Linked DNA regions of Homo sapiens: region 2 is linked to region 1. Evidence: chromatin contacts called from ENCODE POLR2A ChIA-PET data. All regions are on one chromosome and are shown on one strand. The core of a region is the stretch at or near the end of the contact, and the rest is flanking DNA. Distances in the headings are between cores, read along the strand shown. Region 1 holds the start of GDF5 (growth differentiation factor 5). Region 2 has its middle 34 kb from the start of ERGIC3.

Evidence for each region. ChIA-PET counts read pairs that join two places held with the same protein, here RNA polymerase II (POLR2A).
Region 2: POLR2A ChIA-PET joins it to region 1 with 21 read pairs in BJ. The contact joins the enhancer-like site here to the promoter of GDF5 in region 1. POLR2A ChIA-PET finds 5 or more read pairs at or near these places in 3 of 52 experiments (BJ, WTC11 and activated B cell).

Annotation. Positions count from the first base shown.
Region 1 is chr20:35,436,144-35,439,854 of GRCh38, reverse strand. It overlaps GDF5 (growth differentiation factor 5), which reads left to right and starts at 1,627. Exons shown (of 2, transcript NM_000557.5): 1 at 1,627-2,557. The coding sequence starts at 1,927. RefSeq lists a silencer at 703-762 and promoters at 1,454-1,707, 1,172-1,926.
Region 2 is chr20:35,574,035-35,577,745 of GRCh38, reverse strand. It overlaps the pseudogene FER1L4. Among named protein-coding and RNA genes, the nearest start is that of ERGIC3, 34 kb to the right of the region's middle. RefSeq lists a silencer at 578-740. Within about 2 kb of position 1,610, at least 4 of the 41 ENCODE cell types and tissues checked have a DNase peak (open chromatin) inside an H3K27ac peak, as active enhancers do.

The sequences.
Region 1 (3,711 bases), core at 378-2,877:
AAAGTGTTGTTGTAGAGAAATGTACAGAAGGGGTAACTGGCTCTGTCTGGGGACGAGGAAAGGCTTCCCGAAGGAGGTAAATTTTCAGCTAAACTTCTCAGGATGTAGAGTGCTTCCTCCAGTTGTGGGAGAGAGAGAGGAGGATATTTCAGGTGAAGCGAACAGCTTTCCCCGCTGACCCTGTGTTAAGTTGCCCAGGGGCTCTACGGCGAAGGTTCCCCAGAGGAAGGGATCTTCCATACTTCAATGAGGCACTTTAAGAAACCCTTGAGTTCAGCTGGAATTCAGACCTTCCAGAGCTACCAGAAAAACATCATGTGGGAAATTGTGCCCGGCGCGGTGGCTCACGCCTGTAATCCCAGCACTTTGGGAGGCCGAGGCGGGCGGATCACGAGGTCAGGAGATCGAGACCATCCTGGCTAACATGGTGAAACCCCATCTCTACTACAAACGTAAAAAATCAGCCAGGTGTGGTGGCAGGGGCCTGTAGTCCCAGCTACTGGGGAGGCTGAGGCAGGGGAATGGCGTGAACCTGGGAGGCAGAGATTGCAGTGAGCTGAGATCATGCCACTGCACTCGACAGAGCGAGACTCCGTCTCAAAAAAAAAAAAAAAAAAAGCGTCATGTGGGAAATGGCTTTTCCAGCCTCCTGTAGGGGCCGCTGCTGCCCCAGACTCAGCCAGTCTTGTCTAAGAAAACTCAGAGGACGTCTCTGCTGGGGTGGTGGTGGGGTACACCCTGGACCTGCCGCCATCCAAGGAGTGAACTTAAGGGCGACAGTGCCCCCAAGCCTGAAGAATATGCACTCAGTCAATGGCATTTGGGGGTAGGGAGGGGGTGTAGTGGGCACTGATATTTTTCAGTCTCTGGGTCACCACAAGTTTATTAAAATAAAAGAAAATGTGGGTAAATGCTGCCATCTGTGCTGTCCCTACTCCCAATACACACACACAGGCACACACACACACAGGCACACACACACACAGGCACATAAACACACACACACACACACACACACACACACACACACGCATAACAAATCAGGTCCCAGACTAGATGCAGGAGTTGAAACTGCTTTAAAAACACTCTAAGAACTTAACTACAAACCCACACTCCCCATGCTTCTGGGGCTTAAGATCTTTGAGCTCATTCTTCAGCATCTCTCCTCGGGAAAGTGGGGTGGGCTGCTCCATGAGGTGGAGGTGAAGACCCCTGAGTCTGCCCTGTGGAGGGGGAGGCCCCCTAAGCCTAGAGTCCCGCTGCAGGGCTCTGTGCCAGGAGCCCCCGTGAGCCATGGCCTCGAAAGGGCAGCGGTGATTTTTTTCACATAAATATATCGCACTTAAATGAGTTTAGACAGCATGACATCAGAGAGTAATTAAATTGGTTTGGGTTGGAATTCCGTTTCCAATTCCTGAGTTCAGGTTTGTAAAAGATTTTTCTGAGCACCTGCAGGCCTGTGAGTGTGTGTGTGTGTGTGTGTGTGTGTGTGTGTGAAGTATTTTCACTGGAAAGGATTCAAAACTAGGGGGAAAAAAAAACTGGAGCACACAGGCAGCATTACGCCATTCTTCCTTCTTGGAAAAATCCCTCAGCCTTATACAAGCCTCCTTCAAGCCCTCAGTCAGTTGTGCAGGAGAAAGGGGGCGGTCGGCTTTCTCCTTTCAAGAACGAGTTATTTTCAGCTGCTGACTGGAGACGGTGCACGTCTGGATACGAGAGCATTTCCACTATGGGACTGGATACAAACACACACCCGGCAGACTTCAAGAGTCTCAGACTGAGGAGAAAGCCTTTCCTTCTGCTGCTACTGCTGCTGCCGCTGCTTTTGAAAGTCCACTCCTTTCATGGTTTTTCCTGCCAAACCAGAGGCACCTTCGCTGCTGCCGCTGTTCTCTTTGGTGTCATTCAGCGGCTGGCCAGAGGATGAGACTCCCCAAACTCCTCACTTTCTTGCTTTGGTACCTGGCTTGGCTGGACCTGGAATTCATCTGCACTGTGTTGGGTGCCCCTGACTTGGGCCAGAGACCCCAGGGGACCAGGCCAGGATTGGCCAAAGCAGAGGCCAAGGAGAGGCCCCCCCTGGCCCGGAACGTCTTCAGGCCAGGGGGTCACAGCTATGGTGGGGGGGCCACCAATGCCAATGCCAGGGCAAAGGGAGGCACCGGGCAGACAGGAGGCCTGACACAGCCCAAGAAGGATGAACCCAAAAAGCTGCCCCCCAGACCGGGCGGCCCTGAACCCAAGCCAGGACACCCTCCCCAAACAAGGCAGGCTACAGCCCGGACTGTGACCCCAAAAGGACAGCTTCCCGGAGGCAAGGCACCCCCAAAAGCAGGATCTGTCCCCAGCTCCTTCCTGCTGAAGAAGGCCAGGGAGCCCGGGCCCCCACGAGAGCCCAAGGAGCCGTTTCGCCCACCCCCCATCACACCCCACGAGTACATGCTCTCGCTGTACAGGACGCTGTCCGATGCTGACAGAAAGGGAGGCAACAGCAGCGTGAAGTTGGAGGCTGGCCTGGCCAACACCATCACCAGCTTTATTGACAAAGGGCAAGGTGAGGGGGCGGGGTGGCAGGGGCACGGCTCAGAGGGAGGGGCATCTGCATGAATGGAGGGGCTTTCAAAGCCCTGGCACTGCCCTGGTGGGAGACACTGTGTGCATCTGGCCCGGGGTGGGTGTCTGGGGACACTGACACATATCTCACACATAGCAGATCCTAGGCTGCCCACACATCAGGGCTGGAGGGCACCTAGGAAGCACCAGGTCCAACGCCTGCAAGGTGCAGAGTGGGCACTAAAGCCTAGAGAAGAGACAAGACCTGCCAGTTCGTGGCAGAGTTGGAGACCAGATTCCGAGACTTGATTGCTCAGTTGTGCATCTGTACCTGCTGGGCTGGCCGAACTTTCCAAGCTTCACAGGTTTGTAGGCGGTCTCAGACGGCAGAGAAAGAAATGAATCTTGAGGTCCCCATGCTTCTGCAACTTTGCCCTCAGGCAAGGGGATAGAGGAGGCAAGAGAGGTGCACACAGTAAATGGGGCATCTTGGAGTCATGGAATGATGTTCAGATACATGGGGAGGGAGCAGACCCAGGGCCTAACTCGCAGTATGACCTTGGGAAAGCTCCTTCTCACTTGGGGTCTCCGTTTTCCCATCTGTACACCTATATGGGGTTGGACAGGGTGGTTTCTGAGAGCCCTTCCAACATGAAAACTTTAGATGCTGTCCTGAACATGCCTCATTCTCCTCATTAACTCCAGAGACTACCTGCTCCCCTCTGTCTCTCTCGGCCCACCTAATGTTACTGTTGCAGCTTTTCCTCTCCACTTGCTGTGTGATCTAAGCAAGTCCCTCCCCCTCTCAGGGCCTCAGTTTCTTCCTAGTGTGAAGAGGGAGGTGGGCTGTTGGTCGCTCAAGTTGCCTGCAGCTCATTTGCTCTGGTCCTAGGCTGGCAGGGTGGGGGAGGGGTCAGAGGGTGGGAGAGGCTCCTCATTAGAGCTGGCCTGGAGGGGGCTGCCAGGGGGCGGGGGAGGCACAGAGGCAGCAGGTCTGGCTGAGGTGGGGGAGGTGGTCTGGCTGCCTGCCCAGCCAGGGAAAGCTGTGACCCCTTGGGGGCTCATAAAATAAGTCCGTGTGCCCCCCAGCACTAAGGGAGCTTGGAGAGGGGGAGATGGGGAGTTTAAAGGCCTAATTAGTCACCTTCTAGAGCA
Region 2 (3,711 bases), core at 361-2,860, 140 kb before region 1:
CATAAAATTTCTGAGATATTTTACATTCTTGTTTTTTGTACTAAGTATTTAAAAATCCGGTTTTTATTTTATACTTATCGCACATCTTTTTCTTTCTTTTCTTTTTATTTTTAGAGATGGGGTCTTTATCTGTTATCCAGACTGGTCTCAAACTCCTGGGTTCAAGTGATCTTCCCACCTCAGCCTCCCCAGTAGCTAGGACCATAAGTACATACCACTACACTCAGCTAATTACAAACTTTTTTTTTCCTGGGTGTGGTGTTTCATGCCGGTAATCCCAGCACTTTGGGAGTCTGAGGTGGGAGGATCACTCGAAGCCAGGAGTTTGAGAACAGTCTGGGGAACATGGTGAGACACCATCTCTACTAAAAATGAAAACAAGTAGCTGTGCATGGTGGTACACGCCGGTGGCCCCAGCGACTCAAGAGGTTGAGGTGGGAGGATCACTTGAGCCTCGGAGGTTGAGGCTACAGTGAGCCATGTTCACACCAATACACTCCAACCTGGGCTACACAGCAAGAGTCTGTCTCAAAAATAAATAAATAAAAATTAAAAAGCATTTATTTCATAGAGACAGGTTCTCACTGTGTTGTTCAGCCTGATCTCGAACTCCTGGCCTCAAGTAGTCACCTCAGTCTCCCAAAGTGTTGGGATTCCAGGCATGAGCCACCAAGCCTGGCCACTTACAGCACATTGCAATTCAGACTAGCCACGTTTTGACTGCTCAGTAGCCACGTGTGGCTGGTGGTGACTGCCCTAGACAGGGCAGGCTGGATGATAAATTGGAGCTTTAAAAATGCAAGTGGCATACACAGTGGGAACTTGAGTGAAGGTTTCCCAACTCTCCTGGAAAAGGGGGTAGACTAAGGGGTTGAAGGGGATGGGGAAGAATCTCTGGATCTGCTCTTTAATTTCAGCACAACTTTGATGAAGATGAAATGGATGATCCTGGAGATTCAGGTAACAGATTGGGCTTTTTGCTCTGGTTCCATCTGCCCATCCCCTACCCACCCAGATATTTCTGACTGGGGCATTTTTGCTGTTTCCAGATGGGGTCAACCTCATTTCTATGGTTGGGGAGATCCAAGACCAGGGTGAGGCTGAAGTCAAAGGCACTGTGTCCCCAAAAAAAGCAGTTGCCACCCTGAAGGTGACTGGGTACTGGGAAGAGGAAAGTCTCCTTTGGATTCTGGACATCGGGCTGTTGCTGAAGTCCTTGCCTTTTAGATCTACAACAGGTCCCTGAAGGAAGAATTTAACCACTTTGAAGACTGGCTGAATGTGTTTCCTCTGTACCGAGGGCAAGGGGGCCAGGATGGAGGTGGAGAAGAGGAAGGATCTGGACACCTTGTGGGCAAGTTCAAGGTACATTTGGGGAAGGAAAGCGGAACCAGGGAGCCCAGGTGGGGATTCAGGAGGACAATTATCTTACCAGAGCTTTTTCTGTCTCCCCCCAACTCAGGGCTCCTTCCTCATTTACCCTGAATCAGAGGCAGTGTTGTTCTCTGAGCCCCAGATCTCCCGGGGGATCCCACAGAACCGGCCCATCAAGCTCCTGGTCAGAGTGTATGTTGTAAAGGTGAGTCTCCATAGCCCTGGCACGCCTCCAACTATAGCTAAGGTAATGTACACAAAACCTACAGAAGGAAGGCTTTGGGAGGAACCTCGTGATCACAGAGTTCAAGTTCTTCATTTTTCAGGTGAGAAATTGAATCCACAAATTTAGGAGATCCCCTAGGGTTATAAAGCATGTTCATGGCAGAACCAGAATTGGGAGTTGGTCTCCTGACCCCTGTTTGTAGTTCTAGTCCTGTAGAATGGCACGTATAATTCTAGGATGAGAACAGGGCTGAATCTCAGGCTTCAGAAGGCTTGTTACCAAATACCTTTGTCCAACTTTGTCCATTGGTGCAGTTTTCATACTGAGTTCAGCAGGGCCTTGAAGTATTCTTAAAGATATCTCGGAGCCGGTTGTGGTGGCTCACGCCTGTAATCCCAGCACTTTGGGAGGCCGAGGCGGGTGGATCACGAGGTCAAGAGATCGAGACCATTCTGGCCAACCAACATGGTGAAACCCCATCTCTACTAAAAATACAAAAATTAGCTGAGCATAGTGGCTCATGCTTGTAGTCCCAGCTACTCGGGAGGCTGAGGCAGGAGAATCACTTGAACCCAGGAGGCGGAGGTTGCAGTAAGCCAAGATTGCGCCACCACGCTCCAGCCTGGGTGACGGAGCGAGACTCCGTCTCCAAAAAAAAAAAACAAAAAAGAAAGTGAGTGGCAAAGGGATGGAACGAAAGGGGGAAAGGGGTCAGGGTTGCGAGAATGAGGACAAAAATGACACTTCTCAAAGTAGATCTTTTTGTATACCTCTGACTCTTAGAACTGTAGCAGTGTTTCACATGCCCCTACAATAGACAGAAAATTAAAAGCAATCACAGTGTTGAGGAAACCTAACATGGAATACAAACACTAACAAATGACCCTCACTGTATTACAAATGAACAATATAACCACACTGAAGGAAGTGAAGAACAAAACCAAGTAACTCTGGAAAACAGTAATTTGACAGGGCTCTATAAAACTCTAGATGGGCCTGGTGCAGTGGCTCACACCTGTAATCCCAGCACTTTGGGAGGCCAAGACAGGAGGATCACTTTAGCCCAGGAGGTCAAGACCAGCCTGGGCAACAAAGTGAGACTCCATCTCTACAAAAGATTAAAAAACTAGCTGGATGTGGCTGGGTGTGGTGGCTCATGCCTGTAATGCCAGCACTTCAGGAGGCTGAGGCAGGTGGATTGCCTAAATTGGGTGGATCGCCTGAGGGTCAGGAGTTTGAGACCAGCCTGGCTAACAGGGTGAACCCCGTCTCTACTAAAAATACAAAAATTAGCTGGGCATGGTGGCACGTGCCTGTAGTCCCAGCTGTTTTGGAGGCTGAGGCAGGAGCATTGTTTGAAGCTGGGAGGAGGAGGTTGCAGTGAGCCAAGCTTGTGCCACTGCACTCCAGCTTGGATGACAGGGAGAGAGCTTGTCACAAAAAACAAAAACAAAACAAAAAACCAACTAAACTAAAGATAAAGAGAGCTGAACATAAATGCTGTCATCTAGTTAGAAGTATGTGTTAGCAATTCTGAAACTATATTATGTGTATACTGGTATACATGAATAAGTAAACTATATTGTAGATAATGAGAACCAGGTTTCTTACTGTTGGAGAAAGAAGTTACAGATAAGGAAAGGGGATTAAATGAATGCTGTGGTATTAGATCAGAAACAGAAGTATCTGTATAAACTCATGTTTTTAAATATACACAGATGGAAAGATACAGAAATATAGATATGTGTATATATATGTGGATTATGTTATTCATGTTTGCTATCTCCGTTTGCTGAGAAGGCCTAGAATCAACAACATCCTAGTAGCAGTGAGCAAACCAGGTGCCCAGATTTTGGTTTCTAAAAACCATTATTTAATAAAAGGATTAAGGACTCCTTGGAGTTGATTCCAGGACTAGGACTGGGAAAATATAAGTCAAATCTGGAGCATCTTGTGGGGCAGGAGTAAGGAAGTGCTCAAAAAAGGATGGGGGCTTGATGAAAGAATGAACACAGGAGCCAACCTGAAGGAGCTCCTAATGGTTAAGACTTGAAAAATTGGGGCAACAGAATAAGTAATGAGGCTGGGCACAGTGGCTTTCGCCTGTAATC